Regions from separate parts of the Homo sapiens genome. Here region 1 is linked to region 2. The links are chromatin loops, found by intact Hi-C in ENCODE. Cell type or tissue: Calu3. All regions are shown on one strand. Links, peaks and the distances in the headings refer to the core of each region. The heading gives the core; the rest is flanking DNA. Region 1 has its middle 130 kb from the start of CXCL13. Region 2 has its middle 68 kb from the start of CXCL13.

Evidence for each region. A loop is a pair of places that touch in the nucleus more often than their neighbours do. Peaks named below come from ENCODE experiments on the same cell type or tissue, not always from the same donor. Only the 100,000 strongest peaks of a DNase experiment are listed, where the experiment ranks them.
Region 1: a loop joins it to region 2, with 7 times the contacts of the local background. A loop is called at or near these places in 3 of 110 quality-filtered maps.

What each region holds. Positions count from the first base shown.
Region 1 is chr4:77,467,018-77,478,504 of GRCh38, forward strand. No RefSeq gene overlaps it. Among named protein-coding and RNA genes, the nearest start is that of CXCL13, 130 kb to the right of the region's middle. In Calu3, for the core only: a CTCF peak has its summit at 6,719 (motif pointing left); no DNase peak of the experiment used is centred there.
Region 2 is chr4:77,531,984-77,543,470 of GRCh38, forward strand. It overlaps a transcript of CXCL13 not described here. Among named protein-coding and RNA genes, the nearest start is that of CXCL13, 68 kb to the right of the region's middle. In Calu3, for the core only: no CTCF peak of the experiment used is centred there; a DNase peak (open chromatin) is centred at 6,798.

The sequences.
Region 1 (11,487 bases), core at 1,778-9,777, 65 kb before region 2:
TGCACCAATCAGCACTCTGTATCTAGCTCAAGGTTTGTAAATGCACCAATCAGCACTCTGTGTCTAGCTCAGGGTTTGTAAATACGCCAATCGACACTCTGTATCTAGCTAATCTAGTGGGGACGTGGAGAACTTTTGTGTCTAGCTCAGGGATTGTAAACGCACCAATCAGCACCCTGTCAAAATGGACCAATCAGCTCTCTGTAAAACAGACCAATTGGCTCTCTGTAAAATGGACCAATCAGCAGGATGTGGGTGGGGCCAGATAAGACAATAAAAGTAGGCTGCCTGAGCCAGCAGTGGCAACCCCCTCGGGTCCCCTTCCACACTGTGGGAGCTTTGTTCTTTCACTTTTTGCAATAAATCTTGCTGCTACTCACTCTTTGGATTCAACACTCACTGCGAAGGTCTGCAGCTTCACTCCTGGAGCCAGTGAGACCACGAACCCACTAGAAGGAAGAAACTCCAAACACATCTGAACATCAGAGGGAACAAACTCCGGACACGCCGCCTTTAAGAACTGTAACACTCACCACGAGGGTCTGCAGCTTCATTCTTGAAGTCAGTGAAACCAAGAACCCACCAATTCTGGACACAATACTATGTGACACAGAAGGAAAACCCGAGTCTGCATTTCCATAGCAACTTTGGTACTATTAATGGCACACACACACAGTGAACTTTGGTGATTTGCATAGAAGTGAAAACATCTAAGAAAATGACTTACTAGATAAGTGGTTTATACTTATTAATAGGTTTTTCTATAATTGCATTTGATAATCAATACCTAATAGGACATGTATCATTGCTGAGCTTCCCTAGAGCATACAAGTAAATTACTTGCCCAAGGTAACTCAGATCTGAGAGTTGGACCAGCTCTGGATTCTAGGAGTACTGATTTAGTCTAGTGAACTTTGTTCAGACACCACCACACAATCAAGTTTATGTAAGCAGAAATTACAACTGCATACTCTTTCAGGTCCTGTAGGCTCACACATTAAGCTATAGGAGTTTTAAAAATAAGTAAATCCTTTCTGGAAGACTCCTTTGTAAGAAGGTACCTGATGGTGATAAGGGCACCAAGGTGAACCAACCTGCCCTGTCACATCCATTCAGAACCTTGTACAGGGTGATGGGACTGAAGAAGGTGGCACTCCATCTCCCCTACTAGCTTGGTTGTTCTGTGTCAAGACCCTTCCAGACACCCAACTGCAGAACATGAATCATTTTTTGTCTATGCAAAATATTGCACTGTCTATTGTGGGCACTGATTTCTCCTAATGTCAAGGTTCAAGGCTAATGTTGGCCTTCTTAGATATCTTTGCTTCCGAGTCAGATGGATAGCAGGAAAACGGAAAAACGTCTAGGAGAGAAGCCAGCACTAAGGAGGGAACCAGATCGTGAGACAAAAGAATTGGAATCCAAGGCCATGAATAACTTTTCAGTTGTCATGGGATTAGTGGCTAACGAGGTCTTTGGGGGCATCCCAGTGGTAACCATGAAAAGTCCTATATATAGACGGGGTGTAGTGGCTCACATCTGTAATTCCAGCTCTGTGGGAGGATTGCTTGAGCCCAGGAGTTCGAGACCAGCCTGGGCAACCTAGTGAGACCTTGTCTCTTAAAAAAAATAAATAAGAAAGCCCTATGTATTCAATGGTGTCTAATGTTTTGCTTTCATAATACCATGTTCTCAGTTATCCCTTGACTCGCTAAACTATTGAACTTCCTCTGAATTTCTTAAGCTGTTGGAGCAGCTCATATCCAGATCAATGTGTTATCCCTTATGTGCACCATTGACCATAGTGTTTTATTTAAAGGCAATGGCTTTAACCCAAAGGAATGACATATTTTGAATACTTAGAGTTTAGGTCAAATTGACCCATTGTATGACCACATTGTATCCCCTCAGCCACCTGTGGCTTCAGCCAGGCCCGTAGTAGACATGTAGACATTTACCTCCCACTTCATCCTTGCAGTGTGCTCCCCAGGCTCACACTGGCTTTTCTGATGGGCTTGACTTTTACCAATCCATGCTCTTTTCTATGTGCAGCCTGGAAGAGCTGAGGAGTTACTATTTGTGAAAAGTCTGAGAAGCATACAGACCCCTCCTCAAGAGTGAAAAGCTGGAGTGCAGATTTCAATAATGTGCCTTACATTGACTCTTTCTCCTTCCCTGTTTCACTTCTTTTTCACTCCTGGTTCCTGGGCACAGGCAGTTTATGTAGGAGGCAATCCCAAATTCTTATCTTAGTCTCTGCTTTTAGGAGGCTGCTATGATCTGAATGTTTGTGTTTCTCCAGAATTTATGTTGAAATCCTAATCCTGAAGGTGATGATATAAGGAGGTGGGGCCTTTAGGAGATGATTAGGTCATGAAAGCAGAGCCCTCACGAATCGGATTAGTGCCCTTATGAAAGAAGCCCGAGGAAGCTCAGGCACCGCTTCCAACATGTGAGAACATGGTGAAAAGACAGCTATGCACCAGGACACAAGCCTTCACCAGACTCTGAGCCTATCAGCACTTTGATCTTAGACTTCCAGCCTCCAAAACTTAGACATAAATTTCTGTTGTCTGTAAACCACCCAGTTTATGGTATTTTGTTGCAGCCTAAACAGACTAAGATAGGGACCCAAACTAAGACACAGGCCCTAGGTTCAGGAGGTTTGAGTTACACAGAAAAAACTCCTATAATTCCAAAAAGTGAGTGAGAGAAAAGTACATAATCTACAAAGCCATAGCAAAGCAGTGTTCAGTTGATGTGGAAAGAGAAGACCAGAGATGAAGATAATTGTTGACTTCAGGAACTTACATCCAGTGTTTTAAGTTTCCTCCACTAGTGAAGGAATAAGAAAATCAATCTCTAACATACCTTGCATTCTTTCTATTTGGGCCTTGTCATGATTCCTCCATTGATGGGGCTTTTTTCTAATCTTTGCGATCTTGTAGGAGACAATCCTGGTGCCTATGCTGTCGTTGCTGCTGTGTGCAACTGCACTTTTCTCATTCTTTTAAAGAGTGGCTTTTGCCTTGGTTGTAAGGAACATATAAGCTGATCTAGAGTTTGTCGGAACTCAGCTCTGATTCAGAGCCTGAGGGAGATTGCCTTAAGAAACTGGCACCCTGAGGCAACCATGGAGATACCTTGCTCAGATTCCCTTTCAAGAAAGGGCTTGCAGTGGAGCTATGAGGAGAGCTGTTGACGGACCTTCTCTCTGTGGTGCCCTGGGCAGCTCCCAGCCAGTGAGGTAGTATGGTTGGGATGCTAGGGCCTGCCTGGCCATTTTGACCAAGTAGGAACTCCTCTGGTGGGTAATCTTTGCTCCAGAGCTTTCTGAGGTTCACCAAGATACTATCAGGTATGTAGCATGGTCCAAAAGCTTTCCAAGCCACCCCATCCTGCTTTCTCCCCCTTTATTTTTTATAGATGTTATCCCCTAACAAGTCTCTTACACTACTAATTTCATCTCAGCATCTGTTTCCTGGAGTACCTGAACAGACATAACTGGTCCTAAGAGTGGTATGAGAAAGCAAGATAGGGTTTAGGGACTGAATTGCTTACTTCCAACCTGGCAATGAAGACCCTATCCTGGTTGTTACGTGATACACAGTAATCTGGGGGTAGGGGCTGTGCAGATGGGGATGGGTTAATAAACTGCAGCCTGAGGAACAGATCTCACCTGCCACCTGTTTTGTTTTAAAGTTTGTGTTAGAAAGGCTTTATTTTCCCTTTAGCTTTTAATTTATTTGAGGCATAATCTTGCTCTGTCACCCAGGCTGGAGTGCAGTGGCGTGATCTCAAATCACTGCAACCTCTGCCTCCCAGGTTCAAGCAATTCTTGTGCCTCAGCCCCCTGAGTAGCTGGGACTATAGGCGCCCGCTGCCATGCCTGGCTAATTTTTGTATTTTTAGTAGGGAAAGATTTCACCATGTTGGCCAGGCTGGTCTTGAACTCCTGACCTCAGGTGATCCATCTGCCTCGGCCTCCCAAAGTGCTGGGATTACAGGCATGAGCCACCATGCCTGGTCCCATTAGCTTTTTAGATGTCTTTATTTTTTAGTAACTTTAAGTTTTCATTTAAATTTAGGAGAAATTCCCTCATTCACCTCTCCTTCCTCAAGATTCCCCTATTGTTAACATCTTGGCTTACTATGGTACACTTGTTGCAATTGATGAGCTAATATTGGTAAAATGTTAATAAAAGTTCAGTTTTTTTCCCTAAGATGGCAGATGAGAGGCTCTTTGTGTGCCTAAATGACTTGGAAGGAGCAAAATAGTGCATAACGATCAACTTGATGAGCTTTAGTTCAAGAAGGAAAATGGGAATTCACCAAAATAGCAAAGGACATCCCAGATCCTGGAGAGAAGAAGGTGGGCAAACAGTGTCCAGCTGATAAAAGTGGGTGCAGCCCCAGTACACAAGAGGGGTAGAGAGCCTCCCTCTGTAACTCACCGATCCACTAGGGATCCATGCAACTCTGGCCAAGGGAGAGCATCTTGTTTCTCCCAAGCTCCAGAGCTAATTTGAGGACAGGCTTGGAGACACTGAGCAGGAAAGACACTAGGAAAAGCTGCAGGCATTTTCCCACACCCAAGACTGAGAAGAGGATGCCATTTTGAACCCAGGCTCATAGAAAGTCAGCCATTCTTCAGCAACCCAGCAGCATGGCCACACAGGCATTTTAGTCTCAGACCAAAGATTGGAGTGCTTTCTATGGAGCTGGGGAAGAGCCCCCACAGCCAGAATTGAGCAGCAGGTGTGGAAAGCACCCCAGCAGTAGGTGCTGGAATTGGGCTCTCCTTCATTGCAGGTCTGGAGTAGGAGAGTTGCTGAAGCTAGTTTCTCCTGGGCAGCAAGACTTGCTGCCAGGGCCAGTTTGCCAACCTGGAACCAGTCTGCGTGTATCATTGCTGGGTGCTCCAGCCTGCTTTTCTGAGATCGTGGTGCAGTGGGGCCCTCTCTACCCTATGCTGAGGCATGTCGCCAAGCACTTGCAATACCTGTTCCCCTGGATTAGCAGCCTGAGCTACCCCATCCTTCCTCTACAGAGATCTTGGTGCAGTGGTGCTCCCTTCACACCATGCATGGGCCTACCTCTAGGTGTTTGGCACACACTCTCACCTGGATTAGCTGCCTGAGCTGACCCCTTTCCTGAAAAGACTTTGTTGCACTCTGTTACTCTGCTCCCTACTGGGGGACATATTTTCAGGCATTCAGCACACGTGCTCACCTGCCTGAGCTTCCCTCCTGTGCAGAGATCTTGGTGCAGTGGCACAGTCCCTGCTCCATGCCTGGACATGTCTCCAGGCCTTTGGCATACCTGCCCCTTTGGAATAGGAGCTTGAGCTTCCATCCCTTTCCCATGCAGTGAACTCGGTGCAGTGACACTTCCTCCACTCCACACCTGGACAGAACTCCAGGCATTTAGCACACTAGGTCTCACAGATTAGGAGCTTGAGCCACCTATCCCTTCCCATGCAAAGATCTTAATGTGGCAGTGATTTCTCTGCTTCTACCCCAGGCATATCATCTGGCATGAGGTACACCTGCTCTCTCGGAGTAGGAGACAGAGCCACCCTTCCCATCCCCTGCAAAGACCTTGTTGCAGCAGTAGTTTCTCCACTCCTTGCTGAGGCATATTTCCAGGCATTTGGCATACCTGCTTGCCTGGATTAGAAGCCTGAGCCACCCCCACCTTCAGGTGTGGAGATTGTGGTGCACTAGCTCACCCTCCTCTCAATGCCCAGACATATCTCTAGACATTCCAAGTACCAATTCATCTAGATTAGGAGTTTACACCTCTCCTCTTCCTTAGGCAGAGAACTTGGGGCAGAGGAAGTTTTCAAACTCCATAACTAGGCACACCTCTGGCCACTTGGTGGCCACCCACTGGGCCCCCCCACCTTGGAGCTAGTGCTCGTGCCTGTTATTGGGGGACCTGTAAGTGGACCTGCCTGGTCAGGCCCCATCCCTCTTAGTCTCCCACTCTGGAGCTGAACAGGAAGCTCAGACCACTGTGCACCCCACAGATTGCCAGAGGCAACAGAGCTTCTCCCAGTAAACAAAGATCAGGTATATGCACATCTGCATTGGCTGCAGCTGGCTTTTACCTGTATAAGATACCTACTGGCCTGGAGGTTGAATGGCACAACACAATAGAAAATCTGCAGACACAAGTGCTCAACAGTGGGGAATGAGAAAAGCTTCCTGAGACCTCTGCCACCCCAGCCACACAGGAGGCAGTGAGTCTGCCCACATGCTACAACCAGCATTTGGAAGAGCCGCTATACAAAGTTACCTATAACCAAGGAATGTATACAGACTCTGCCACCAAAGACACCCAGAACCAGAGAGAGCTAACCCCTGGCATGGTCTTCCCCTAAAGAAGTGGGGAGCACAGCCCACCAAAGCACCCCTCGGGCCAAAGGAAACATGAGTGCAGCACCAGCCCTTGAGACAGTACCACCAAAGCCCAGGGATGGACACGGAGAATGGGTAATCTCTCCCCTCCACACTACTGTGGACTTGGCAGCACCTCTTTCCATAAGAACCCAGGGAACGTGGGCTGAAACAGACCACTTATTAGGCAACTACAGTGGCTCCACCCCCCACTGAAGGTTGAACACTTGCTAGGGAAGGATACTTTTCACTTCTCCCTTGCCCCTGCTCCTACCTGTTGGCTCTTACTTTTCAGCACCACCTTCTGGACAGAAGATTGAATTACACCACCAAACAAAATGACATTGCTACAACAAGCAACACCTGAGAAGACCACCACAGGAACATATTTGCAATCAAGGAACCCAAACAGAGCCTTGGCTCCCTAAAAGCACCCAGAAACAAAGCCAATCTATTATACACAGTATACACTGCAGTCATACCCCCAAGGGAAAAAAGAATAGGAAATCAAGAAGCTCCAAACAATAGCAAATTCAAAAAAAGAAGCATTAATTATCTCACGTTAGAAGGAACCAGCACAAGAACTGTGACAATACAAAAAGCCAGAGTGTCTTGTCACCTCCACAGGATCTCGCTAGCTCCCAAGCAACGGATCCTAATCAGAATGAAATGTCTAGGATGACAGACATTCAATTCACAATATGGATGTCAAAGAAAATGAGATTTAAGAGAAAAAATCCAACATGAACAGAAAAACAATCCAAGATTTAAAAGATAACACAGCTGTATTAAGAAAGAAGCAAACAGAACTTCTGGAACTGAAAAATTCACTACAGGAATTTCAAAATACAATTGGAAGCCTTAACAGACTAGAACAAGCTAAGGAAAAAATTTCAGAGCTTGAAGAATGGTCCTTTGAATCAACCCAGTAGAAAAAGAAAAATTTAAAAATGAATAAAGCCTTTGAGAAATATGGGGCTATCTAAAGTGATCAGATATATGACTTATTGGCATTCTTGAGAGAAGAGAAAGTAAACAACTTGATAAATGTATTTTTGAGGATACAATTCTGGAAAATTTCCCCAATTTTGCTAGAGAGGACAACATGCAGATACAATAAATCTAGAGAAGTCCTACAAGTTACTATACAAGATTACCATCCCCAAAGCACATAGTCATTAGGCTATCCAAGGTCAATGTGAAAGAAAACATCTTAGAGGCAGCTAGAGAAAAGGGTCATGTTACCTATAAAGGGAAACACATCAGACTAATGGACTTCTCAGCAGAAACCTTAACAGTCAGAGATTGGGGCCCATTTTTAGCATTCTTAAAGAGAAATGTCAGCCAAAATTTCATATCTTACCAAACTAAGCTTCATAAACAAAGAAGAAAGTCTTTCCCAGACAAGCAATTGCTAAAGGACTTCATCACCCCAAGACCAGCCCTAAAAGAGATGCTTAAGGGAGGTCTAAACAGGGAAACAAAAGACTGATACTATCATGAAAGCACATAGCCCATGGACCCCATAAAGCAACCACATAATCAAGACAAACTAGCTAATAACACTATGACAGGAATAAAACCTCACATATCAACATTAGCGTTTAATGTAAATGCCCTAAATACCATACTTAAAAGATATAGGGTAGCAAATTTGATAAAAACACAGGACACAAGATCTGTCTGGTCTCTTCAAGAGACCCATCTCACAGGTAATGATAGCCATAGGCTCACAGTAAAGACATGGAAAGAAAGACTGATCATGCAAATGCTAAACAAACAAAAAAAAACAGGGGTTGCTATTCTTGTATAGGATAAAATAGACTTTAAACCAGAAACAATAAAAAAGGGCATTATATAATGATAAAGAGTTCAATTCAAGAAAATTTAACTACTCTAAATATATATGCACCCAACATTGGAGCACCCAGACTTATAAAGCACAGAATTCTATACCTAACAAAAGAAGTTAGCAGCCATACGATAATAGTGTGGGACATCAACACCGCATTGACATCTTCAGACAGATCATTCACACCCAGAAAAACTAAAAAAATTCCAGACTTTAATTCAACATTTAACCAATTGTACCTAATAGACATCTACAGAATACTCCATCCAACAACCACAGAATATACGTTCTTATCTGCAATCTTCTCATCTAAAATTGACCACACGCTCAGTCATAAAGCAAGTCTTAAAATCAAAAATATCAATATTAAGCATCTTCTCACACCACAGTGAAATAAAAATAGAAATTAATATCAAAAGGAACTCTCAAAATGACACAAATATATGGAAACAAAACAACTTCTGAATTACTTTTGGGTACATGATGAAATTAAGGCACAAATAAAATTCTTTAAAACAAATGAAAACAGAGGCATAACATACCATAACCTCTAGGATACAGCAAAAGCAGTGTTAAGAGGAAAGTTTATAGCATTAAACACCTGCATCAAGAAGATAGATACCACATTAAAAACCTAACCTTGCACCTAAAACTAGAAAAACAAGGACAAACCAAACCCAAAGCTAACAGAAGAAAAGAAATAACTAAAATCAGAGCAAAACTAAATGAAATTGAGGCCCCAGAAAATGATACAAAGGGTCAATGAAATTAAAAGGTGGTTCTTTGAAAGGATAAACAAGATTGATAGACCACTAGCTAGAATAATAAAGAGAAAATCTAAGCAAAATCAAAAATAACAAAGGTAATTTCACAACTGAACCCAGAGAAATACAGAAGGATCTCAGAAACGATTATGAACATTTCTATGCACACAGATTAGAAAATCTAGAAGAAAACACACAACTTCCCAAGATTGAGCCAAGGAGGAACAAATCTTGAACAAACCAATACTGAGTTCTGAAATTAGTAATAAAAAAAATCCTGCTGACCAAAAAAAAATCCCCAGACAAGATGGATTTGCAGCTGAATTCTACAAGACATGCAAAGAAGAGCTGATACCAATACTTCTGAAGCTATTTCAAAAAATCAAGGAGGAGGGACTCCTCTCTAACTCAGTCTATGAAAGCAGTAGCATCCTGATACCCAAATTTGGCAAAGATACAACATAAAAAGAAAACTATTGACCAACATCCCTGATAAACATAGATGCAAAAAATCTCAACAAAATACTAACATCAAAAAGGAGCACATCAAAAAGTTAATTCACGATCAAGTGGGCTTTATTCCTGTGATGGAAGGATGGTTCAATATATGCAAATCAACAAATGTGATTCATCATATAAATAGAATTAAAAACAAAAGCCATATGATCATCTCAATAGATGCAGAAAAAGTATTCAATAAAATCCAACACCCCTTCATGATAAAAACCCTCAACAGACTACATCTTAAGGAACATACCTCAAAATAATAAGAGCCATCTATAAGAAATCCACAGCCAACATCATGCTGAACAGGCAAAAGCTGGAAGTATTTTCCTTAAGAACTGGAATAAGACAAGGATGCCCACTCTCACCACTCCTATTCAACATAATACTGCAAATCCTATCCAGAGCAATCAGGCAAAAAGAAAAAAAAAGCATCCACATAGGAAAAGAGGAAGTCAAGTTATTTCTCTTCACTGACAATATAGCTCTACACCTAGAAAACCCTAAAGATTCTGCCAAAAGACTCAGACTTGATAAACAATTTCAGTAAATTCTCAAGATACAAAATCAATGTGCAAAAATCTGTATTTCTATACACCAATAACATTTAAGCTGATAGCCAAATCAAGAACACAATCCCATTTACAACAGCCACACACACACATACAAAATACCTAGAGATACACCTAACCATGCAGGTAAAAGATCTCTAAGGAGGACTACAAAACATTGCTGAAATAATCATAGATGACACAAAGAAATGGAAAACCATTCCACACTCCTGGGTTGGAAGAACCAATATAGTTAAAATGTCCATACTGCCCTAAGCAATCTACAGATCCAATGCGACTCCTATTAAATTACCAACATCATTTTTCATAGAGTTAGGAAAAACTAAAGTTCATATGGAACCATAAAAGAGCCTGAATAGCCAAGGCAACCCTAAGCAAAAGGAAGAAAGCTGCAGGCATCACATTCCCGACTTCAAATTATACTATAAGGCTACAGTCACCAAAACAGCATGGTACTGATGCAAAAATAAACACATAGGCTAATGAAATAGAATAGAGATCCCTGAAGTAAAGCTGCACACCTACAACCAACTGATGTTTGAAAAAATTGAAAAAAAAAAAACAATGGAGAAAGGACTGTATTCAATAAATGGTGCTGGGACAGCTGACTAGGCATATACAGAAGAATAAAGCTGGACCCCTACGTTTCACCATACAAATTTAACTCAACATGGATTAATGACTTAAATGTAAGACTTCAAACTAAAAAAATTCTAGAAGAAAACCTAGGAAATATTCTTCTAGACATTGGCCTAGGCAAATAATTTATGATGAAGACCCCAAAAGCAAATGCAACAAAATAAAAAAGAGATAAGTGAGACTTAATGAAACTAAAGAGCTTCTGCACAGCAAAGGAAACTATCAACAGAGTAAAGAGACAACCTACAGAATGGGAAAAAATATTTGCAAACTATGCATCTGACAAAGGACTAATATCTAGAATCTGTAAGGAACTTAAATGAACCAACAAGGAAAAAACAAACCCATTCAAAAGTGGGCAAAGGACATGAACAGATATTTTTCAAAAAAAGACATATATGTGGGCAAGAAACATATGAAAATATGTTCAGCATCACTAATCATCAGAGAAATGCTAATCAAAACCACAATGAGATACCATCTCACACCAGTCAGGATGGCTATTATTAAAAAGTAAAATAATGGGTAGCTGGCAAGGTTGCAGTGAAGAAGGAATGCTTATACACTGTTTGTGGGAGTGTAAATTAGTTCAACCATTGTGGAAAGCAGTGTGGTGATTCCTTGAAAAACCAAAAGCAGAACTACCATTCCACCCAGCAATCCCATTACTGAGTGTATATCCAAAAGAAAAATCATTTTACCAAGAAGACACATGCAATCGTATGTTCATCATAGCACCATTCGCAATAGCAAAG
Region 2 (11,487 bases), core at 2,247-10,246:
TCTTGACTCTTTATCCAATTTGCCAGTCTGTGTCTTTTAATTGGAGCATTTAGCCCATTTACATTTAAGGTTAATATTGTTATGTGTGAATTTGATGCTATCATTATGATGTTAGCTGGTTATTTTGCTTGTTAGTTGATGCAGTTTCTTCCTAGCCTCAATGGTCTTTACAATTTGGCATGTTTTTGCAGTGGCTGGTACCAGTTGTTCCTTTCCATGTTTAGTGCTTCCTTCAGTAGCTCTTTTAGGGCAGGCCTGGTGGTGACAAAATCTCTCAGCATTTGCTTGTCTGTAAAGTATTTTATTTCTCCTTCACTTATGAAGCTTAGTTTGGCTGGAGATGAAATTCTGAGTTGAAAATTCTTTTCTTTAAGAATGTTGAATATTGGCCCCACTCTCTTCTGGCTTATAGAATTTCTGCCGAGAAATCAGCTGTTAGTCTGATGGGCTTCCCTTTGTGGGTAACCTGACCTTTCTCTCTGGCTGCCCTTAACATTTTTTCCTTCATTTCAACTTTGGTGAATCTGACAATTCTGTATCTTGGAGTTGCTGTTCTCGAGGAGTATCTTTGTGGCGTTCTCCGTATTTCCTGAATTTGAATGTTGGCCTGCCTTGCTAGATTGGGGAAATTCTCCTGGATAATATCCTGTAGAGTGTTTTCCAACTTGGTTCCATTCTCCCCGTCACTTTCAGGTACACCAATCAGACGTAGATTTGATCTTTTCACGTAGTCCCATATTTCTTGGATGCTTTGTTCATTTCTTTTTATTCTTTTTTCTCTGAACTTCTCTTTTGGCTTCATTTCACTCATTTCATCTTCCATCACTGATACCCTTTCTTCCAGTCAATCAAGTCGGCTACTGAGGCTTGTGTATTCATCATGTAGTTCTCATGCCTTGGTTTTCAGCTCCTTTAAGGAGTTCTCTGCATTGATTATTCTAGTTTGCCATTCATCTAATTTTTTTTTAGGTTTTTAACTTCTTTGCCATGGGTTTGAACTTCCTCCTTTAGCTCAGAGTAGTTTGATCGTCTGAAGTCTTCTTCTCTCAAATCATCATGGTCATTCTCCATCCAGCTTTGCTCCATTTCTGGTGAGGAGCTGTGTTCCTTTGGAGGAGGAGAGGTGCTCTGATTTTTAGTTTCCAGTTTTTCTGCTCTGTTTTTTCCCCATCTTTGTGGTTTTATCTACCTTTGGTCTTTGATGATGGTGAAGTACAGATGGGGTTTTGGTGTGGATGTCCTTTGTGTTTGTTAGTTTTCCTTCTAACAGTCAGGACCCTCAGCTGCAGGTCTGTTGGAGTTTGCTGGAGGTCTACGCCAGACCCTGTTTGCCTGGGTATCAGCAGCAGAGGCTGCACAACAGCAGATATTGGTGAACAGCAGATGTTGCTGCCTGATCGTTCCTCTGGAAGTTTTGTCTCAGAGGAGTACCCGGCCATGTGAGGTGTCAGTCTGCCCCTACTGGGAGGTGCCTCCCAGTTAGGCTACTCAGGGGTCAGGGACCCACTTGAGGAGGCAGTCTGTCCATTCTCAGATGTCCAGCTCCATGCTGGGAGAACCACTACTGTCTTCAAGGCTATCAGACAGGGACATTTAAGTCTGTAGAGGATTCTGCTGCCTTTTGTTTGGCTGTGCCCTGCCCCCAGAGGTGGAGTCTATAGCGGTAGGCAGGCCTCCTTGAGCTGTGGTGGGCTCCACTCAGTTCGAGCTACCAGGCCGCTTTGTTTACCTACTCAAGCCTCAGCAATGGCGGGCACCCCTCCCCCAGCCTCGCTGCCACCTTGCAGTTTGATCTCAGACTGCTGTGCTAGCCATGAGCAAGGGCCCATGGGCATAGGACCCTCTGAGCCATGCACGGGATATAATCTCCTGGTGTGCCATTTGCTAAGACCTTTGGAAAAGTGCAGTATTAGGGTGAGAGTGACCCAATTTTCCAAGTGCCATCTGTCACCCCTTTCTTTGATTAGGAAAGGGAATTCCCTGACCCCTTGCACTTCCCAGGTGAGGCAATGTGCTGCCCTGCTTTGGCTCATGCTTGGTGCACTGCACCCTCTGTCCTGCACCCACTTTCCGACACTCCCCAGTGAGATGAACCTGGTACCTCAGTTGGAAATGCAGAAATCACCCGTCTTCTGCGTTGCTCATGCTGGGAGCTGTAGACTGGAGTTGTTCCTATTCGACCATCTTGGTTCCACCTGGCAGTTTCTTAAAAACAAAAACAAAAGACATGCAACTACCATATGACCTAGCAATTGCACTCCTGGGCATTCATCCCACATGAACACTATGTTCACACAAAAACCTGCACATGGATGTTTCTAATAGCTTCATTTGTAACAGTACAAACCTGGAAACAATCCAGTTGTTCTTTAACTGATGAATGGCTAAACAATGGCACATCATACATGAAATACTACCCAGAAATAAAACGACCAAATTATTGATATACTCAACAACCTGGATAAATCTCCAGAGAATTATGCTGAGTGAAATAAACAATTTAAACATCTTACATATTGTGTGATTCCACTTATGTGTCATTGGGAGAAACAGTGAAATGCACATGAGATCTCTTAATACTTTCTTAATAATTGTCAGATCTCTTTCTGGGTATTATTTCAGTTGAATATGAATCTACAATGATCTAAAAATAAAGTTTAATTTTAAAATACACCTCTGAGAACAGTGTTTGTGTTGGGATCAATTTCAAACAGGTGATACACAGCAGAAGTCCATTTAGTGCAGGCCTCAGGTGTGCCACTTAATCTCTCATCTCCTGCCTTCACACCTGCAAAATGTTGGGGTTGGACCATAAAGAAGCTTCAGGACCTCCTCTTTGCTTCTACAATTCCATGACCTTACTGAGCTATACACATTTGTGGAACCTTTGTTTTGGCCTTATATTTATCAGAGACCCTCTGAAAATCTTTATGGAAACAGCAGTAACTACCTTTCTGGCATTACAACAAAAGAAGTAAATTCTGCCTTCCACCCTCCTGAAAACTGCTTTGCATGCTACAGCAAGATTACTGGAATTACAAAAGGAGAAACACCAAGCATGGCTTTTTCATGGCTAAAATGATCCCCAAATTCACAGTGTCCTCACAATGTCCTCTTCCACAAAGAAGGAACTTCTTCCAGACACACACAATTTGATCAAGTTAATAGTTTCTTAAAAATATTCAGATCTCTTTTTTAGAAACTGGGGGAAGAACTGGGGGCCTTTAGGAACTCTGTTTTGCATTCAATATTCAATCATTCATTCATTCATTTATACTGTAAGCCCTGGAGGTGCCCTCAGTTGTGACATACTTCTTTCTTGACATTTTTATAAATTCTTCAATGTATTCCTTCCCTTATAGGCGTACCCTTTCCAGTTGAGCCATGCTTGTATATACAAACTTAGTCCTCAAATCTCAATCTTGCGACCCATTGTATTTTCCAAAGATGACTGCAAAATCATTCTCATCCCACATGCTGTTCTTACAATGCAACTTTGACATTCTTACCATGAAGTGATGGAGACTATGTTTCCTCCCCTTGAATCTGAGCAGAGCTAATAGCACATGTTGGAAGTGACATATGCAACTTCCAAAGATAGGGCATAAAAATTCCATGTGCATCCACCTGCTTCTTGGTGATACTCACTATTGGAACCCAGCTGCCATGCTACGAGGAAGCCCAAACTCACCCAATTTACCAAGGTAAGGAGGCTACATGGAGAGGCTAGCCATAGATGTTTTGACCAACCACTCAGCTGAAGTCTCAGCCAACAAATAACTAGATCAGCTGATAGACATTCAAGTGAATGTGCCTTTAGATAACTTCAGCTCCCAGATGTAAAGCCACCTTCAGCATTTGAGTGCCAGATAAGATTCTAAACATTGTAGAGACAAGCCATCCTCACTATGCTGTCTGAATTCCTGTCCCACAAAAGTTGGGTGTGGAATTGATCATAATAAAATTATTATTTTATACCACTAAATTTAGAATACTTTGTTGAGCAGTAATAGATAACTATGATTATACTTGATAGAATAAACACCCTAACCTCACTCCCCTCCCTCTCTCAATCTTCTGCTGGTGCTCCCCATTGGCCAAACCCAACTGGAATCCAGAAAGAAAGGAAGCCCAGTGATGTAACCCATATAAGTCAGCTTTTGGGGGCAGGAAATAGAGTGGAGTGTGGAGCTGGCAAAACTGGCAGATATCCAGTGTAGTTTACACTCTGCCTTATTTCATTGACGATGTAAAGTAGATGGCATGAAAGTTGAAATGCCTAAATTTTGATCATTATGGAATAAATAATAAATACCAATCATTTAATCATCCTTTTCAGATAAATCTGTGAAATGAGGTGTTCCGAAGCATAGTTAACTTTTAACTTCCCTTTTGGGTGTGGCTCCATCATGAAGAAGAAGCAGAGTTTAATCACTAAGAGTATAGGTTCTGGAGCCAGTCTGCCTGGGTTCAAATCCTGGCTCTGCTACCAACCAGCTGTATAAATTTGGGTAGCTCCCTTATCCTCTCTGTGTTTCACTTCCCTCATCTGTAAGGAGGGATAAAAATATTGCCTCCCTTATAAATTTGTTGTGGAGATCAAATTAGTTAATAAAGATAAAACATTTAGCATGGTGCTGGGTAAGAGTAAATACTCCATAAGCATTAGCCATTATTATAACACCTAGAAGAAGATTACAAGGTGCAAAGTGTGGCAAAGAAACAAGAGGAAAAGTGGCAAAATATCTTTCTTTTTGGCTTTATTTTCTTCTGAAAAATAGCAATAGCTGATTCAACTATCTCTGATGCTTAGAAATTCTTTAAAAAGAATGACTTTATCAGGATAGAAAAAGGTTCAAGAGTGAGTACAGTAGGTAAGAAGGAAAAAAAGCTATCTCATTTTTTTATGAACTAGAGGTGTGATCTGTTGAGTTCTCATGAACCAGTGAGACATTATTAGAGCATATTATCTTTGAAGTAGGTCTATTACTTTGGTCTTCTCTTCCCAGCTTCCATTCAAAAAATTAAAATCCAAGACAATGGTTCTATAAACAACCTCTAGATAAATACTATTAGTAGCAATGACATTCAAGGAGAAAATAAAAGACATATTCAAATTGTGTTATGAAGAGTTTATTAAACGGAATATTTATAAAAACATGAGCAAGGCATAAAGAAAGAAACTGCAAGGGATAGTTTATTACTCTGGGACTGGCAGCTATAAGAGTACTACTGCAACCCCTAGACCTGAAGGTACAAGAGTACAGAGTCATTGGCTAAACCTGGAGGGAAAGCTGTATGAACACGACTGCAGAGAGGAGCTGTGTGTGGCATTAGTTGTAGAGATGCAGCTGATTCACATAAGGAGCAAGCCAGGGGAAATCAATATCCCAACCTACCTCTCCATCACACCTCCAGCTTGTTGTCAGAGCTCCCTATTGGGGAAACCTAAAGAAGCCAGAGAGAACAAAAGTGGTTATTGAACTCCATACAGGGTACAGAGCAAAGCAGAGAATAGGTCTGGAGGGGCAATGGAAGATATAGTGAGGAGCATGCTTCAGTAATGTGTTGGATAACAGTCATCCATCCCCATGGGCTTGGTTAGAAGATTCCAAGTATTTAGCTAAGTTCTAAAATGTTTTCTATTACAGAGTGTGTAATGGATAGCAATTTTGTTTGGTTTTGTTTTACTGTGTTCCATGTCCCAGCATCCATTTGAGGTTTTTGTGCATGTGTGATAATAGCACTCCAGTTTTCCTTTGCATAATGACTCTTCCTCCATTCTTAACCCATGCAGTTGTTGTGGGTCTGACTCCACTCTATGGATCCTAGGGTAGACATGTGATTCAATTTGGCCAACCCAAGCATTTTCTCCTCTGTCTAGAGGGATGAACTCTTGATCCAAATCAACCCAGTGAGCTTCAGTCCTGAAGCTATTGCTTCAGAAAAGGGTATCTTTCTTTCTGTTGCAGTTTCTAAGCTTATAGAATCTAAGCCCAAAGTTAGAGCCATCTCTGCCCCCAGAGAGTAAGAATCTGAGAACACAGACAACAGAGAGGGAAGCAGAGATCAGTGATGGAGAAACTGAGTCCCAGAGTCCCAGTGGAATTGATGGAACACCTTGAACCCACTGTGCCTAAAACCAAGATACCTCTGGATATTTTAGTTGTCTTTTTCCTACCTCAGCAATGAGAAGTCTTTGGGTTGCAATGAGAGAGGAGGCAGGAAGGTGCCTCAGTTCATGACTACATAGGCTACTCTGGAAGCTTTCACAAAAAGAGACTGCCTCAGAGCTCTGTTTCTGCTCAGTCTCATGAAAGAGTTGTGGTTTTTTTTTGTTTGTTTTGGTTTGGTTTTTTTTTTAATCAGTGAAGAATGACTCATTATTTATCTTGAGGGTGTAACAATGAATTGTTGTAAGATTTATTCAATGTCTTGTCTTTTTTTTTTTTTTTTTCCTACAGCTGTGGACTCTTCCAGGAAAGAAGAAATCAGAAAACATCACCTTTTCTCCACACCCACCCTCAACTTCCACTTCTGTACTATAGAAGCAAAATTGATTAGGCTGGCTAATTTGAAGAGAAAAAGATGATAGGGGCTTTGTGCTTTAGAGGTAGAAGAGGGTAATAGTCAGGTTCACTCTGACAAAGCCCACTAGAGATGGTAGACCCACTGGTAGAAATGGCTACCTGGATACCCAAGGAGAGCATTAATCATCCCATCTCATATCTGAGCTCAGTACTGGGGGAGGGGATAATCAGGTCTCACCAAACCTGGCAGCCTTCCACTGTACGTGTGGGCAAAGACCAACAGCAGTGGTGTTGGTGGTGGAAGTTATCCAAGTCACATGGCAACAAGATATGTTATCGGCAGCCAATCCATTTGGGTCTGTAGCAACCTCAATTCTTGTCTCCTCAGAGGAATGAATTTGAGGGGCATAAGGCAGAAAGAGCTCTAGGCAAGTTTTAGAACAAGAGTGAAAGTTTATTAAGCTTTAGAGCAGGAATGAAAGTGTACTTGGAAGAGGGCCAAGTGGACAGCTTGAAAGACTAGTGCACAGTTTGACCTAATTTGACCTTTTTTTTTTTTTTTTCCTTTTGAAATGGAGTCTAGCTCTGTCGCCCAGGCTGGAGGGCAGTGGCGTGATCTCAGCTCACTGCAACCTCTGCCTCCTGGCTCAAGCATTTCTCCTGCCTTAGTCTACTGAGTAACTGGGATTACAGGCATGCACCCAGAGTTAGGGTATCCTGGCTCCCAGTGAAGGGACTGGCCAATTAATTTTAGTCATAAAAACTACACACCCAGCTAATTTTTTGTATTTTTAATAGAGACAGGGGTTTGCCACTTTGGCCAGGCTGGTCTCAAACTCCTGACCTCAAGTGATCCGCCCATCTTGGCCTCCCAAAGTGCTGGGATCACAAGCATGAGCCACTGCACCTGGCCCCAGTTTGACCTTTTGACTTGAGGTTTTATACATTAGTGTACTTCCAAGGTCCTGCATCCCTTCTCCTCTAATTCTTCCCTTGGGGTGGGCTGTCCGCATGGCAGTGGCCTGCTAGCACTTGGGAGAATGCACAGTGTGTTTACTGGAGTTGTACACATGCTCACTTGAGGCATTCTTCTTTTACCAGTTGAATGTCCCTGGAAGGTCATATGCCAGTTAAACTCCACCATTTTAATGTGCTTGCTTGAACCCGCTCACCCAATTCCTGAGATCTTTTTGGGAAGCTGCTGATCACCAGTTTCAGGTGTTTATATTTATTAGGGGATTGCCGTTCCCTGGTGCCAGCTGCAACCAATTATTATTTCAGCGAGACAGTTAACAACCGCCTTACCATCACCTGATGGCTGCCTGACATTCCTGGTGTGTGTGGTGGGGGTAGGGGGGGAATCCCTATCCTGCTCAGCTCCTATCTGACTAGCTACCTACTGTAATAGTGGCATCCAAAAGTGACTCAAAACCAAGAGTCTCTATTATTGTCCTTGACCATTGGGTCAGAAGGGCCATAAAAACAGGGAGATGCTGACAGTTGTATCAATCTTGATGAAGGAAGAAATTAACTTCATATAATTATTTTTAGAAAAATAGACACGATATTTTTTATGTTCAGTATTATAGATTGATTATCTCTGTTAACTTTATGTAATTTATATGCCAGATACCTAAGGTATCTAATAATAGTACAAGATAGAAAAAATTTTTATACACTTCATGAGGGTTCTGCAAGACCTAACTGTGGTATTTACAAGAAATATGCCATAAATACATTTTTTAATAATTTCAACTTTTATTTTGGATTCAGAGAGTACATGTGCAGGTTTGTTACCCTGGTATATGGCATGATGTTGAGTTTTGGGGTATGATTGATCCCATCATGCAGGTACTGAGCATAGTACCCAATAGTTAATTTTTCAACTGCTGCCTCCCTGCCTCCTTCCTCCTTCCTCTAGTACTCCCCAATGTCTGTTGTTTCCATCTTTACGTCCATGAGTACCCAGTGTTTAGCTCCCACTTGTAAGAAGTGACAGCATGTGGTATCTGGTTTGCTGTTCCTGTGTTAATCTACTTAGGATAATGGCCTCCAGCTCTATGCATGTTGCTGCAAAGGCCACAATGTCTTTCTTTTTATGGCTGTGTAGTACTCTATGGTGTATATATACCATATTTTCTTCATACATTCTGCCACTGATGGACACCTAGGCTGATTCTATGCCTGCTATTGTGAATAGTTCTGTGATGAACATGCAAGTGCGTGTGGTTTTTTGGTATAAAAATTTATTTTCTTTTGGAAGTAATAGGGTTGCTGGGTCAAACAGTAGTTCCTTTTTAAGTTCTTTGAGAAGTCTCTAAACTGCTTTCCACAGAGGCTGCACTAATTTACATTCCCACCAACAGTGTAGAAGCCTTCCCTTTTCTCCACAGCATCACCATCTGTTAGTTTTTGACTTTTAATAGCAGCCATTCTGACTGGTGTGAGATGGTATCTCAATGTGGTTTTGATTTGCATTTCTCTGATGATGTGATGTTGAACATTTTTTTCATACGTTTGTTGGCTGCTTGTATGTTGTCTTTTGAGAAGTGTCTGTTCGTGTCTTTTGCCCATTCTTAATGGGGTTATTTTCTTTTTGCTTGTTCAATTGTTTAAGTTCCTTATAGATTCTGTATATTAGACCTTTGTTGGATGCACAGTTTGTGAATATTTCTCTCATTCTGTAGGTTGTCTGTTTACTCTGTTGTTAGTTTCTTTTGCTGTGCAGAAGCTCTTTAGTTCATTTAGGTCCCAGTTGTCAATTTTTATTTTTGTTTCAATTGCCTTGGAGGACTTAGTCATAAGTTATTTCCCAAGGCTGATGTCCAGAATGGTGGTTCCTAGGTTTTCTTCCAGGATTCTTAATTTGGGGTCTTACATTTAAATCTTTAATCCATGTTTCTTTCTTATGCATATGGCTAGCCAGCTATCCCAGCACCATTTATTGAATAGGAAGTCCTTTCCACATTGCTTATTTTTGTCGACTTTGTTGAAGATCAGATGGCTGTAGGCGTATGGCTTTATTTCTGGGTTCTATATTCTGTTCCATTGGTCTATGTGTCTGTTTTTGTACCAGTACCATGTTGTTTTGGTTACTGTAGCCTTATTGTGTAGTTTGAAGTCAGGTAGTGTGATGGCTCTGGCTTTTTTCTTTTTGCTTAGGATTGCTTTGGCAATTCAGGCTTTTGTTATTGTTGTTCCAAATGAAGTTTAGAGTAGTTTTTTCTAGTTCTGTGAAAAATTAAATTGGTAGCTTAATATGAATACCATTGAATCTGTACATTGCTTTGTGTGGTATGGCCATTTTAATGATATTGATTCCAATCATGAGCATGGAATGTTTTTCCATTTGTTTATGACATCTATGATTACTTTCAGGCGGTGTTTTCTAGTTCTCCTTGTAGAGATCTTTCACCTACTTGGTTAGATTATTCCTAGGTGGGTTTTTTTGTGGCTATTGTGAATGGGATTGTGTTCTTGATTTGGTTCTCAGCTTGAATACTATTTGTGTATAGAAATGCCACAGATTTCTGTATATTGGCTTTTGTATCCTGAGATTTTACTGAGGTCATTTATCAGCTCCAGGAGCCTTTTGAAGGAGTCTTTAGGATTTTCTAGGTATAGAATCATATCATCAGAGAAGACAGATAGTTTGACTTCTTCTTTTCCTGTTTAGATGGCTTACATTTTTTCTCTTGTCTGATTGCTCTGGCTTAGACTTTTGGAACTATGTTGAATAGGTGTGATGAGAGTAGGTATACTTGTCTTATGCCAGTTCTCAAGGGGAATGCTTCCAGTTTTTGCTTTTTCAGTATAATGTTGGCTACGGGTTTGTCATAGATGACTCTTATTATTTTGAGGTATATTCCTTTGATACCAAGTTTGTTTAAGGTTTCTACTCTGAAGGGATTTTTGGTCTAATTGAGAGTTTTTTCTGTGTCTATTGAAATGAGTGCAAGGTGTCTTAGTCTGTTCTCATATTGCTATAGCAGTACCAAGGGGAAAATCCACTCTCATGATCCAATCACCTTCCACCAGGCCCCATCTCCAATACTGGGGATTACAATTCTACAAGAGATTTGGGTGGGGACACAGATGCAAACAATATCATGTGGTTTTTGCTTTTAATTCTGTTTACGTGGTGAATCACATTTATTGATTTGCATGTGTGGCACAAATCTTGCATCCCAGGAATGAAGCCTACTTGATCATGGTGAACTAACTTTTTTAAGTGCTACTGGATTCAGTTTGCTGGTATTTACTTGAGGATTTTTGCATCCATGTTAATCAGGGATATTGGCCTATAGTTTTCTTTCTTTGTTGTGCCTTTGCCAGGTTTTGGTATCAGGGTGATGCTAGCTTTGTAGAATTAGTTAGGAAGGAATCTCTCCTTAATTTTTTGGGAATAGTTTCAGTGGGATTGGTAGCAGCTTTTCTTTTTAGGTATGGTAGAATTTGGCCATGGACCCATTTGGTCTAGGGCTTTTCTCAGTTGGTAGGTTTTTTATTACTGATTGTATTTTGGAACTCAATATTAGTCTGTTCAGGGTTTCAATTTCTGCCTGATTCAATCTTGGGAGATTGTGTGTTTCTGGGAATTTACACATTTCTTCCATATTTTCTAGTCTGTATGCATAGAGGTGTTCATAATAGTCTCTAAGGGCTTTTTGTATTTCTGTGAGATTGGTTGTAAGGTCACTTTTGTCATTTCTGGTTGTGCTTATTTTTCCTGTTTTTTTCATTTTTTATTAATGTAGTCTAGTGTCTATCAATCTTGTTGATCCTTTCAAAAAAACTGCTTTTGGTTTCATTGATTCTTTGTATGGATTTTTGGATCTCAATCATTCAGTACTGCTCTGAGTTTAGTTCTTTTCTTCTGCTAGCTTTGGGGTTAGCTCATTCTTGTTTTTATTATTCTTATAGTGTGCTGTTAGATAGGTAATTTGAGATCTTTCCA